Regions from separate parts of the Homo sapiens genome. Here region 1 is linked to region 2. Evidence: read pairs that join two places in POLR2A ChIA-PET (ENCODE). Cell type or tissue: Panc1. All regions are shown on one strand. Links, peaks and the distances in the headings refer to the core of each region. The heading gives the core; the rest is flanking DNA.

Region 1 (6,045 bases), core at 1,051-5,050, 220 kb before region 2:
TTGCAGGGAAGTGGGCCTGAGGAGATGGGCAGGACGTGCTCGGACCCCAGAGTGATTATGGGAAAGACCTCTCCCAGGAGTGCGTGGCCGGTGATGAGGCCGGGACAGACGGCTCCCAGCACCCAGGTCCCAGGGCAGGAGGTGGGTGGGTCTGGGCCGCCCACACCAGGCTGAGCTACTCACAGGGTCCCTGGAGCTGCATCGTCGGGGGCTTTGATGGTGCCCGTACCGCAGTTGGGGAAAGTGAGGAGTCATTCGCCAGAGTCAACAGACGTGCATGGCGGCGCTGTGCTCAAGCCTGGGCGGTCTGGAACCCTGATGCACCCTGCAAAGCTCCAGGGCCTGGCAGCCGGAGATGCCCCAGCCTTGAATGCATCCATCACCGAGCTGGGGGCCGTGGTCCCCCTCACTGGCTACCCACACGCCCCTAAGGACAGCCTCCCTGACACAGCGGCATGCCTCCTGGCAGGCCCACAGGGGACCTGGGGCCAGGGCTGCTCAGCCTGCCCACGTGTCTTGGAAAGGCTGTCGCTGGCTCGGCCGGATCCTCGTGTTCTCTGCCGGAGTGAAAACCAGCTTGTTCTGTCCAAGCCTGGAACCGGCCCAGGCTTCCAGGAGGAGGCCATGCTTGCCTGCCCTTGGCCAAGGGGAGCCAACCGCCCTTCCTGGTTCCAGGGAACCCCACGCTGTCTGCTTTGCCCAGAGACCCAGCTCCCTCCCTTGGAGCAGGCTCGCTGCCTCCCGGGTGTGGTAGGGGTGGCTGGGCCTCCCTTGGACAACGCTGGCTGGTTCTCTTCTCTGGCTGAGAGTCAGATCCCGTGCTTGCCCCAACCCAGAAGCTTCCAGGATGCTTTGCCTGAGCCAGGCCCTGGCCAGGGCCAGAGAAGTCCCCGTCCTCCCGGCCAGGCAGGGCAGGGAGCTGAGCCCAGGACGTGGAACATGCAGACTTGGATTAGCTGAGGGCTGGCTGTGGCTGGGGGCCCTCCCTGGCCTCTCTCTCAGAGCCTGTTTCTTTCCTTGTGAGGTGGTGACAGTAGCCCTGACGTCACAGCATGGAGCAGGATCACATGAACAGCAAATCCTGGCCCACGGTAGGCACACGCAGGGGTCAGGACGTTGGCCTGCGCCCTTCCCTGGGGGATGGTGGCTCAGGACCCCAGGCTGGCCTCCCTGCTGGCACCAGAACCCAGGGCCCCCTGGGCACAGGCCTGGGAAGGCTGAAAGAAGGTGTGGCCCAGCACAGTCCAGCATGGAGAGCCTCAGTGCCTGCCCCCTGGTAGGGTCCCCAGCCCCTACTCCCACACCTTTGCTGGGCAGCAGGTCCCCCCACAGGGGCTCAAAGGCTGACGGCCTTCCCTGAGGGTGCAAGGCTGGTTTCTGCAGAGTCCAGGGTGGGTGCTGGTGGCTTTGGGCAGTGTCTGGCGGCCCTGCGGATGCCCTGTGGATACAGCCCAGTGGGCAGCACAGAGCCAGACCCTGCCCTGCCCTGCCCTGCCCTGCCTTGCCCTGCCCTGCCCCGCCCCACCCTGCCCTGCCATCCCCAGGGTAAGGTCCCACAAGCCAGATCCTCCCTGCGTGTAGTCACCAGTCAAGGACTGCTCCCCAGCAATTCCTCCTCGCTAGCGCCACCCTCCCCGTGCTTACACAGCTGCAGCCCCCCGCCGCAATCCTTCCGGGCCCAGCCTGCCCCAGGACACACTCCCTTAGGAAGGTCTTTGCTACTGAACGGCTCGTTGGCCCTCACGGACCCTCAGGTGCGTGTCCGACAGCCCCTCTGGAGACTCACAGCCCGGCCTCCGTGCCTGGCTCAGAGCCGGAAGAGCTCCGCAGCCTCCGTCAGTCACACCGAGCCCAGCCTGGGGAAGGCCCCAGAAGCAGGAGTGTGCAGCCTCACAGACCGCACCCGGCCCTCCGCTCGGGGCTCTCTGGCCTGCGTGCTCAGAGCAGGAGGAGGTGGCCCAGGCTGTAGCCCCTGCTCAGGAGGCCGTGGAGAACCAGCTGGAGTCCCCACCACGCCCTGAGCGAGGGGGCGGCAGAAGGGAGGCGGCTCTGTCTCCGTGACATCAGGAGGGCCCGGGGGGCGGAGCAGGAAGACGAGTGACCACGACGCCAGGTATGGCGCTGAGCACCACGTGCAGGCCTAGCCGGTGACCCTCACAAGCCCTGCATAAGGTCAGGGTCACGCTCCCATTTTACAGATGGGGAAGCCCAGGCACCCGGACCACGCAGGGGGCCTTGTGCAGGACAGGGGTCATGTCTGGTCCCGTCCAGGTCACCTTACAGGTGAGACGCCCGGGCCCGCAGGTTGAGGCCGGCCAGCCCCCTCCCAACAGACCCCCTTGGTGGCTCTGAGTGAGGGCTGGTCCAGGGACAGGGCCTGAGGGGCACCACTGGGACCCAGCTGGAGGGTGTTCAGGAGCCATGAGGCTGCAGTCAGGCTGGCCCTGGGATGCCAGAGGGGATGCAGCCCCCACCGGGCCCCTCCTGTGGCCACAGCACAGCCCAGCCTGCCCCAGACAGGCTGCCAAGGCCTGGTTCAGGCCAGGGTGCCGGGCTGAGGTCGTGCCCACATTGCCACCCCTCTGCTCTGTGTGCTCAACTCAAACCCGCCCGGCCCTGCATGCAAACTTCCAGCTGAGACCCTCTGAGGCCCCTGGCGCTGAAGGATCAGGGTGCCCCCTGTGTATGATTTGAAATAACAACAGCACTAAGCCATCGAATGGGTGAAAGGTCAGAGTTCTGTTCTTTCCCACAGAGACAGCTTGGATGCCTTTTTTGAAATAACAAATATCAAATCCTTTCTAAAATTGTCACACACGGCCCCGCCTGGTTGGTGCCCAAGGACGTGCCCGGCCCACCCCGGCACCCTGCAGTTCCTCCCACCACCGTCTGGCCTGCTGAGCCTGCTGTCCTCGGCCCCCGGGAAGGAGCTCCCTTCCGCTCAGAGGGCTTCAGACCAGCCCGGTCTCCATCACACCCTCCACGCCGCCTCCTCCCAAGGCAGGCTCTGCCCCTGGACTGTAGAGAAGGCTCCAAAAGGACCGACCCCCCAGGACTGGAGACTCAGGAGAGGGAGCGCTTCCCTGAGTGCCAGTGGACTGGACCCTACCCTGAGCCAGGCCTAGACCAGGGGTCCACCCTGTGTGGCCGGGGAGCAAGAAAGCCAGTGGGGCCATCGCCTTGGTGCAGGTTCCGTGGGAAAGGGTCCTTTTTCCAACGGGGCGGGAAGAGGTGCCAGGCAGATGGAAGTCTCGGTTTCCCCAAAGGAGCCATCGGCCTGTGGCTGGAGGTCCTGCTTCCTTCCCCACCCCAGCTGGCCCTGGAGGTGGATGGCAGGCCCACCGCAAGCCCTGAGAAGCTGGGCGGCCTGGGTCAGTCCAGAACTCCCCTGACCCGCCTTTCCTGTTGCACGTGGGGACGCCAAAGCCAGGGAGGCTCAGCCCTGTGAGGCCCTGGGTGCTGGACAGAAAGACTCTTGCTCCTCCAGCCACCTCAGTGCTCTCAGCTGGCCAGGGCCATGTGTCACCCACTGAGCTGGGGAGCCCTTAGGTAGAGACACGGCAGGGTCCACGCAGGTGACACCTGGGTGACAATTTGAAAAAGGAGGCCTCAGGTAACTGTGGCCTGTGGACCGTGGCTGTGCCCAGCACTCAGCCATTTGCCTGATGAAAGACAGTCAGGGAGAGTGCCAGCTGACCGGGTGGGGGCGTGAGCTGAGCAGGGGAGGAGGGGCCCCATGTGATGCTCCGTGGGGGGAGGGACCCTCGGCAGAGGGCGTTTGACTCGAGGAGGGGGCGCCAGGCCCCGGCTCAGCTCACCACCCGGCCCATGTCCAGCATCCCCCCAAAGCCAGCCTCTGCCCGGGCCGAGGCTGCCCTCCCAGGGGTGGGGAAGCCTTGGCCCCACCTGCTGCCCAGTCTCCCCAGGCTGCTCTCACCACAGTGCCCCAGATTTTGCTTCTGGAAATACACTGGCAATTAAATCAAAAAGCCCTTAGAGCCGCCCAGAGAGGAAAGGTGAGCGCTTACGCAACAGCTCATTACCGCGGCTCCCGAGGGCCCAGGAAGATGCCCGTCCACCAAGGCCACCTGCCCAGGACTCTGCCTGGGGGCAGGAGGAGGGCAGGACACCAGCTGCCTCTGACCTGCAGCCCCTCACGTCCTCACAAGGGAGGATATCCCCCTCCCAGGGCCAGCCACGGTTCAACGCGGTGCATGAGCACAAGGTGCTGGGTGGGGCCAGGGGACACCTGTCTCAGGCTCAAGGCTAAGGAAGGGAGGAACGCTACTGAGCAGAGCTGTGCGGCCCCAAGGCCGGCTCCAGGCAGGCGGGGCAACGCCAGCTCCCAGGGCGGGAGGGGACGGGGGAACAGCCCCTGGGAGGCGCCAGGGTCGTGGGGGTGTTGGGGAGGTGAGGGACAGGGTGCCGCTCTGGGGGTGGTCAGAGTCCTGCTGGTCTGGCGCTGACAGGACTCAGGTCCACCTCCCTGCCTGCATACAAGGGGAGACTGAGGGTCTTCACGCCCATTCATCCCGCTCAACGCTGAAATGAAAGGAGGCAAGGAAAGAGGGAGAGGGCAAGGGAGGGAGAGAGGAACCAAGGGAGAGAGGGAAGAAGGGAGGGAGAAGGAGAGGGAGTTCGGGGAGGGAGAAGGGGAGGAGGAGAAGAAGCTGGAAAGGGAGGGGAGGGAGGAGATGGGGAGGAGATGGGAGGCAGGGGGAGGGGAGGGAGGAGATGGGATAGGGGAGGAGATGGAAAGCAGGGGAGGGGAGGGGAGGGAAGGCAGGGGAGGGGAGGGAAGGCAGGGGAGGGGAGGGGAGGGAAGGCAGGGGAGGGGAGGAGATGGAAGGCGGGGGAGGGGAGGGAAAGCAGGGGAGGGGAGGGGAGGGGTCTAGCGGCACCTAGAGAGTGTAGACAGTGCTGGCTGTTCTGAAGGGGCTGCAGCAGCTCTCCGAGTCTTTTCTGGGGCCTCTTGGGCCTGTTGACCCTCACGCGGTCCTTGCCCCTGTGGGCACTTCTTCCTGCCTCCTGGACAGTGGTGGGGGTGTTGGGGGTTGGGGTTCTGTCTCCCACCCACCAGGGCCTCAGGAATCTCTGGCAGCACTGGCCCCTTGCCCTGGGCCACGGGACACTGCTAGGCTGATGTTTGCAGCCCCGTGGCCACGGCTGTTGCAGCCCCTGCCCCCTGCCCAGGGGTCAGCAGGTCCCAAGAGCCGCAGAGTCCCCCTCCGCCGTCTGCCTCAGTTCAAGCTCTGGCCCTTCCTTCACCAAGAAGAAAACTCAGTGGGCCCACTTGATGCTTGTTTTCCCTGAAAATAATAATATAATAATAATAATAATGGCTCCTGACTTATTTAATAATAAAATTGTAGAACATTTATAAAATAGAAGAAAACCACAACCTCACCCCAAAACCCGGAGCGGGAAGGCCTGATGGCAAGCGTCTGCTCGGCCCTTCCAGCCTGTCCCTGGCACGCTGACCCTGCTTGGGACTCTCCTTGCCCGATCGAGCCTGCCCCGGGGCACCAGAGGACAATAAACCCGTGAAAGCTAGGCTCGGTGACCAGGGCTGCCCCAGCGAGGGTGAAACAGGGCTCAGCCAGGAGGGCTGGGGCAGCGGCAGGTGTCCAGCCACGGGGTGGGGCTGGTTCCCTGGGGCCTGTCCCAGGAGGGGCATTAGGGTAAAAGATCTGACTGTAAGGCCTCAGGCAAGCACAGGTGGGAAACCTCTGCAGGTCCCAGAGGCCAGGCCAGGGGGGCAGTTTGGGGCAGGCAGGGGGCTGGAGGGGAAGAGCAGGGGCTTGGTAATGGCCTTGACTTTCACCAGCCTGGAGACCAGCCGCAGAGTGGGGCGAGCTTTGCTTTCTGGGTTCTGACTTTGAGCGGCGGGCTCTGTGCTCTGGTGGGCTGCCAAGTCCCAGTGAGTCTGTCTCCAGGGGAAACTGCCTATTTGTTTAGGAAAATATGTTAATGGCCTTTTGGGTAGTGGGAGGAAAATCTCAGGGCACCGTCTGAAATCAACAGAGTCAAAGTGGCTCACAGCAC
Region 2 (6,045 bases), core at 877-4,876:
TGTATTATATACATATGTACGCACATTTAATCCACGTGTACACGTGTGTGTTATCCTATGTGGAGGGCACGTCTCCTGTGACCCAGCAAGGCCATCTGTGTATTATATACATATGTACGCACATTTAATCCACGTGCACACGTGTGTGTTATCCTATGTGGAGGGCACGTGTCTGCCGTGACCCAGCAAGGCCATGTGTTGTATTATATACATATGTATGCACGTTTAATCCACGTGTACACGTATTATCCTATGTGGAGGGCACGTGTCTGCCGTGACCCAGCAAGGCCATGTGTTGTATTATATACATATGCACACACGTTTAATCCACGTGCACACGTGTGTGTTATCCTATGTGGAGGGCACGTGTCTGCCGTGACCCAGCAAGGCCATCTGTGTATTATATACATATGCACACACGTTTAATCTGCGTGTACACATGTGTATTATCCTATGTGGAGGGCACGTGTCTGCGGTGACACAGCAAGGCTGTTATATATATATGCACGCATGTTTAATTCACGTGTACATGTGTGTATTACCCTATGTGGAGGGTGCGTGTCTGCAGTGACCCAGCAAATCCTCCTGCATAGTATGTCTGTGTGAACACTCAGTACCCATGTACCTGGATGCTTGTTATCTCTGACACACTTGCTCAGTAACACCATGCAGGGAAGATTATTATAGCATCAATTACAATACTCAAATAATTGGAAGTAGTCTTTATGTGCAACAGAGAAATGGATAAATTACAGGGTTTTTTGTTTGTTTGTTTGAGACAAAGTCTCACTTGCTCTGTCGCCCAGGCTGGAGTGCAGTGGCGCGATCTTGGCTCACTGCGACCTCTGCCTCCCAGGTTCAAGTGATTCTCCTGCCTCAGCCTCCCAAGTAGCTGGGATTACAAGCATGGGCCACCACACCTGGCTAATTGTTGTATTTTTAGTAGAGATGGGGTTTCGCCATGTTGGCCAGGCTGGTCTCGAACTCCTGACCTCAAGTGGTCGACCCACCTTGGCCTCCCAAAGTGTTAAGATTATAGGTGTGAGCCACTGTGCCTGGCCAAATTACAGTATTTTTATATGGTGAATTATTATGTAGCATTCAAAATAAGCTAAAATATGTCTTTATCTTGGTATCACGCCATAGGACATTTGAGAAACTGTCCTCTTTCTTGGCTTCCTTTGTGAAATCCACCTGTGTTTCTGGATGTAACTCTGATCTGTGTATTTTCCTTGCTGTATCTGGTTCTATCATAGGAATATTTCAAATTTGATTTACCCATTTGCACGTTAAGCATTTGGGTCATTTTCAGTTGGTGTTTTCAGAGGTCATATGCCATTGTATTCTCATGCCTGTCTCCTGAGAGCTCCAGCGTCTCTGAGAGAGGTCTGTGTGTGCATTCCACGTGTGTATACAGACATATGTATGTCTACAGGTGTATGCATGTATGTGTGTGTATTACATATGTATGTTTGTCTATAGTGTATATGGATGTGGGTTATGTACATGTGTGTGCATGGATGTGTACATATGTGTGTGTGTGCAGGAGTTTCTCTTGGGTGCAAAGCAGCCGTGAGGGTGTGGGGTTGTAAGTTCACAGGATGTGGTGTGTCCCTGTGGCTCATGTCTTCAGCAGTCACTCATTAGTCACTGTGAGCCTGTCTTCTCATTTCTCCTGTATTACAAGGGCAGAGGAAATGTCTGAAAGATCAGGCTCAGAACCACATGCCTGCCTCAGCTCGGGCAGGTGCTTTCACCCTAATGAGGACGGAACGTCAGGCTTGGCCTCTCCGTGATGTCCTTAGCTTTGTTCTCAGAGAGCACAGATGTTTGCCACTGGCCCTCACAGGGTGTGTCAGAGCCCAGGTGAGCATGGTTTCGTGCCCCTGGGCTCCTGCGTGAGGCCGCGTCCTTCATTTGGGGGTCCTGTGTCCTCACAGCATGCAGCTGGGGAAGGAGTGGGCTGCGTATGAGGGGAGTCATGTTTAGTAATCTCTCGACTCTCATTTAAAACAAATGAAGTTCTCTATTTTGTTGCAGACTTGAAGATTAGTTACCAACAATATCTTATGAAGTTTTTCTTTCTGCTCCTAGATTTATTTTATTAAAAAAAAAAACTGGAGGTGAAAACGCTTTATCTGTAGAAATAACAAAATGTCATGCTGTCTCAGAGTGAGATGGGAGTCACCAAATGCTGCCACTCTTTTTTCTGAGTCACTGTTGATAAGCACGGTCGGCCTTAGTCAGGGCTCCCCTGGGCCGCGGGCCGTGGCCTCCTCCCTCAACACTTTTTCCCTTCCCAGTGGCAGAATGCAGTGGCAGGCTCCACAGAGATCCCCCTGGGGCGCACTGGGAGCTGGCACCTGTGGTCACGCCCGCGACGCGGTTGGAACCAGCACAGGGGAAGGGCCCTGTTGCCACCTGGGGCCTCACATGGGCACTGCTTGTGCATTTCCCCTTTCTGTCTCGAGCAGAGTGTGTGCTCATGTGCGTCCCTTAGCGCGGGGTCTGTGTGACTGAAGTTTTAGGAATGTGTTCTGTTTTGTGCACGAGGGAGCTGGGTGCAGAAGACCAGGTTAATGATGTGTGCTTTGGTCGTTCACCTGATTGCGGAAATGATAAATTACCGGCCATCTGACTTGTTTGCAAATAAAAAGTGATGGAGGCATTTCCAATGGCAGCTTTGTGTTCCTGGCTTGTCAGCCTCTGCCCCGGCCTGAGTCATCCCGAGCCTTCCAGCCGGTGGCTCCGTCCGGGAGGTGGGACCCTGCTCAACAAACACGGGCTTTGTGATTGCACAGTGCCTGCCGGGACGCGTTGTTCTTTCCAAATGTGTGAGAAGTGGTCTGCTCCCGCCCTGAGTTGGCTGTGTTTGCAAAGTGGGCCCGCTATCAGAATTCAGCTCCCGAAATCAAGCTAAGTGACACGGTGTGGCCATTTATCACATTACCGGACTCCAATTGAAGTTGAGAGGTTGTTTTAATAGCATTTGTAAATACTCCATCTTCACTAGCCGCCCCTGTGAGAGGCACTGAGCCCCCATGGTACGCAGGGTTCGTTGCGCCCTGGTCGCCAGTTGGTGTGGAAGCCTGATGGTGGTGACTGGGAGCTTCAGTTGCCCATTAGCTCCCAGGCTGCCTTCAGAGACCAGGGTCCCACCAGTGCAGCCCCAGCCAGGGCCCAGGTTAGCCGGGGTCTGGATCTCCTGTGTGGCCCGCACCGGATCGACTTTTCGGTGCCCCAGGGGCTTGGCTTTGTCCAGTGGAGGCCGCTTCCCGGCTGTGCCGTGGCCTCCGGGGGCTGGAGGACTCCTGCCCGTGTCTGCAGTCCTCGCAGAAGCATCACAGCTAATGGCTGCATTTCACTAATGCAGAATTAATGAGCACTCTTGACAGTCTTGTTTATCAATACGTAAAAAGTATTTTGTTTTTAGCAAGAGGCGAGGAGTCATTATTCTCAGATGTGACAGACATACTCTTGACAAGTACTGTGGTCAGAGACCTGGGCGAGCTGGGGACTTCCTGTCGGCAGGCCCCGGACACGCTCCTGGCCCAATGTCCTGGTGTCTGTGATAAATGGGTGCCCTGAACCGTATTGATGGGACAGGGTAAACACCGAAAAAGTTGGGTCGAACTTTGACTTTAAATGTTCATTACAGCTAATTATGGATTTTCTGACTATGAATTGCAGTTTCTATCCCTGCACTGGCAATTTATTTTTCACTTATTTATTGCAAACTTTATAATATTCTGTTAGCTTTAACATTCAATGAGGTAATGATTTAAATGTTTGCAGCGACATTTATTATGTTTTTTCAGAGTGCTTTCTTTATCTGAAACAAATGAAGGGATATCTTCTATAAAGAAGGGCTGATGTTGGTGGAGGAGACATTAAGTTTCATCCATGGGGCATAGGCCTGCAGTTTTCTCTCTTAACTCTGTGCTGAAACTCTATTTTGCCAAAGAAAAGGATGAACACTGGCTTTTTAATTTTAATTTTCTATTTTTTTGAGACGGAGTCTCGCCCTGTCACCTAGGCTGGAGTGCAGTGGCATGATCTCAGCTCACTGCAACCTCTGCCTCCCAGGTTCAAGCAATTCTCCTGCCTCAGCCTCCCAAGTAGCTGGGATTACAGGCTCATGCCACCACGCCTGGCTGATTTTTGTACTTTTAGTAAAGACGGGGTTTCACCATGTTGGCCAGGCCGGTCTTGAACTCCTGACCTCGAGTGATCCGCTGCCTCGCCCCCACAAAGTGCTGGTATTACAGGCGTGAGCCACCAAGCCTGGCCAACACTGGGTGTTTTTAAGACCTGCTGTAAAGGTGGCTCAGTTCCCCGGGTTCTGAGCAGGTTCACAGCAGATGCCTAGTGAGATAGCGGGTCAGTCGAGCAGTGTCCATGTCACAGCCGAGTGCATCATGGCCACACGCAGCCTTCTGGACCCAGCAGCAGCTCACCAGGGCATGTGGCCTGGGGCCAGGGACCACAGAGGGCCTGAGGACACAGCCCCATGTCAGGCACACAGGTTCTCCCACCTTCTGGCTTTCCCGTGGAGGCAGAGATGCTGCCTGCTGCACCCTAGACCCACCTGCGAGAGAAGAGGAAGTGCACTGCGTCCCCCTCGGGTATCCTTCATCTCCGTCCCCTAGACAGAAGGTCCCTGTCATCTAGCCTGGGGGCTCCCATCTGGGTGGTGGCCAGGATGCAGGGCTGGGAGGCCCATGGTTACCCTGCAGCTTTGGGTTCTCCCACCGAGGTCTGGCACTCATGAGTGTGCATGTGTGTGTGCACATGCAAGCGAGCACTCGCACCTGCCACCTGTGCTGGGTGGAGGCGGCACGTGTCCCTGCTCCTGCCTGTGGGTGTGTTCCCTTCCCCACCAGACGCAGCAGAGACAGGAGGCAGAGGCCACCATGGCGTCGGTGCACAGGACTCAGGCTTGCCAGCCGGCCTCTCTTTTTAGGAGTTTAAATGCACTCCTTGAAGTGTGTTCTGTCAGAGGGCAGCTGTGTCATCCCCAAGGTGAAACACTGTTTTCTGGTGAGGTGTCCATGTGGCCAGCGTCCCCGGGAGCAGGACCATCACCCCAGCCCACCATGCACTGCACACGCCCTAGGAGCAGGAGCTGCACAGCCTCCAGGGAGCTTCCCATGTTGTGGAGTCGGCATCAAACCAGAGACGGCCTAACAGGCCCCAGAGAGCTGACCCAGGGGCCCAGGGGGCTGCAGACAGGGACCAGGCCAGAGTTACTGGCACGATTGGCCCTCAGCAGGCCCAGAACATAAGTCCCCTCACCATGCACTGTGCCTGCCGCCCTGCGCCTCTGAGGGAGCAGCAGCCTCCTGACGCCCCAGTGTGGTGCACCTTCTTGCAGCCCTGCCCCCAGGACAGCCACCCCAGTGACCGGTCGTCAGGGAGGGAGCAGCAGTTCCCTGGGAACTGCAGAGCCTGAAGTGTGTGGGACGTTTAGCTTGGGCCATGGAATTAGGTGATGTTCAGGCATTGCCTTTGACTTTCTTAGAGAGACAATAGCTCTGCAGCCCCGTAGGGCAGCATCTCAGCAGGAGGTCCACACTGGGGCACTCAGAACTGCAGGGTTGTGGGGTCATGGTTCTGCCCAAAACAAAGCAAGAGTGCATGAGTGCGTGTGTGCAAGTGTGTGAGTGTGAGCAAGTGCGTGCGTGTGCATGAGTGTGTGTGCAAGTGAGTGTGAACAAGTGTGTGCGTGTGCATGAGTGCATGTGTGTGCAAGTGTGAACAAGTGCATTGTGTGCATGAATGTGTGCAAGTGTGTGAGCAAGTGCATGTGAGTGCACGAATGAGTTCGTGTGTGAGCAAGTGCGTGTGTGCACCAGTGTGAGTGCATGACTGAGTGCAAGTGTAAGTGTGCGTGAGTGCGTGTGTGCATGAGTTAGTGCATGAGTGTATGAGTGCAAGTGGGAGAGCAAGCACGTGAGTGTGCATGAGTGCATGTGTGCATGTTAGTGCCTGTGAGCAAATGCATGTTGTGTGTGCATGAGTGTATGTGTGCAAGTGTGTGTGAGT

Evidence for each region. Peaks named below come from ENCODE experiments on the same cell type or tissue, not always from the same donor. Only the 100,000 strongest peaks of a DNase experiment are listed, where the experiment ranks them.
Region 1: POLR2A ChIA-PET joins it to region 2 with 9 read pairs; 2 of 35 experiments call an interaction of 5 or more read pairs at or near these places.

The regions. Positions count from the first base shown.
Region 1 is chr10:132,463,786-132,469,830 of GRCh38, forward strand. LOC105378569 (a long non-coding RNA gene) reads left to right here. Exons shown (of 3, transcript XR_007062343.1): 3 at 1,025-4,306. Among named protein-coding and RNA genes, the nearest start is that of LINC02870, 22 kb to the left of the region's middle. RefSeq lists an enhancer at 1,466-2,056. In Panc1, for the core only: no CTCF peak of the experiment used is centred there; no DNase peak of the experiment used is centred there; H3K27ac peaks cover 216 bases.
Region 2 is chr10:132,682,954-132,688,998 of GRCh38, forward strand. The region is part of intron 4 of INPP5A (inositol polyphosphate-5-phosphatase A); the gene reads left to right. Among named protein-coding and RNA genes, the nearest start is that of NKX6-2, 100 kb to the right of the region's middle. RefSeq lists an enhancer at 4,339-5,083. In Panc1, for the core only: no CTCF peak of the experiment used is centred there; DNase peaks (open chromatin) are centred at 1,568 and 2,558; H3K4me3 peaks cover 1,448 bases; H3K27ac peaks cover 3,143 bases.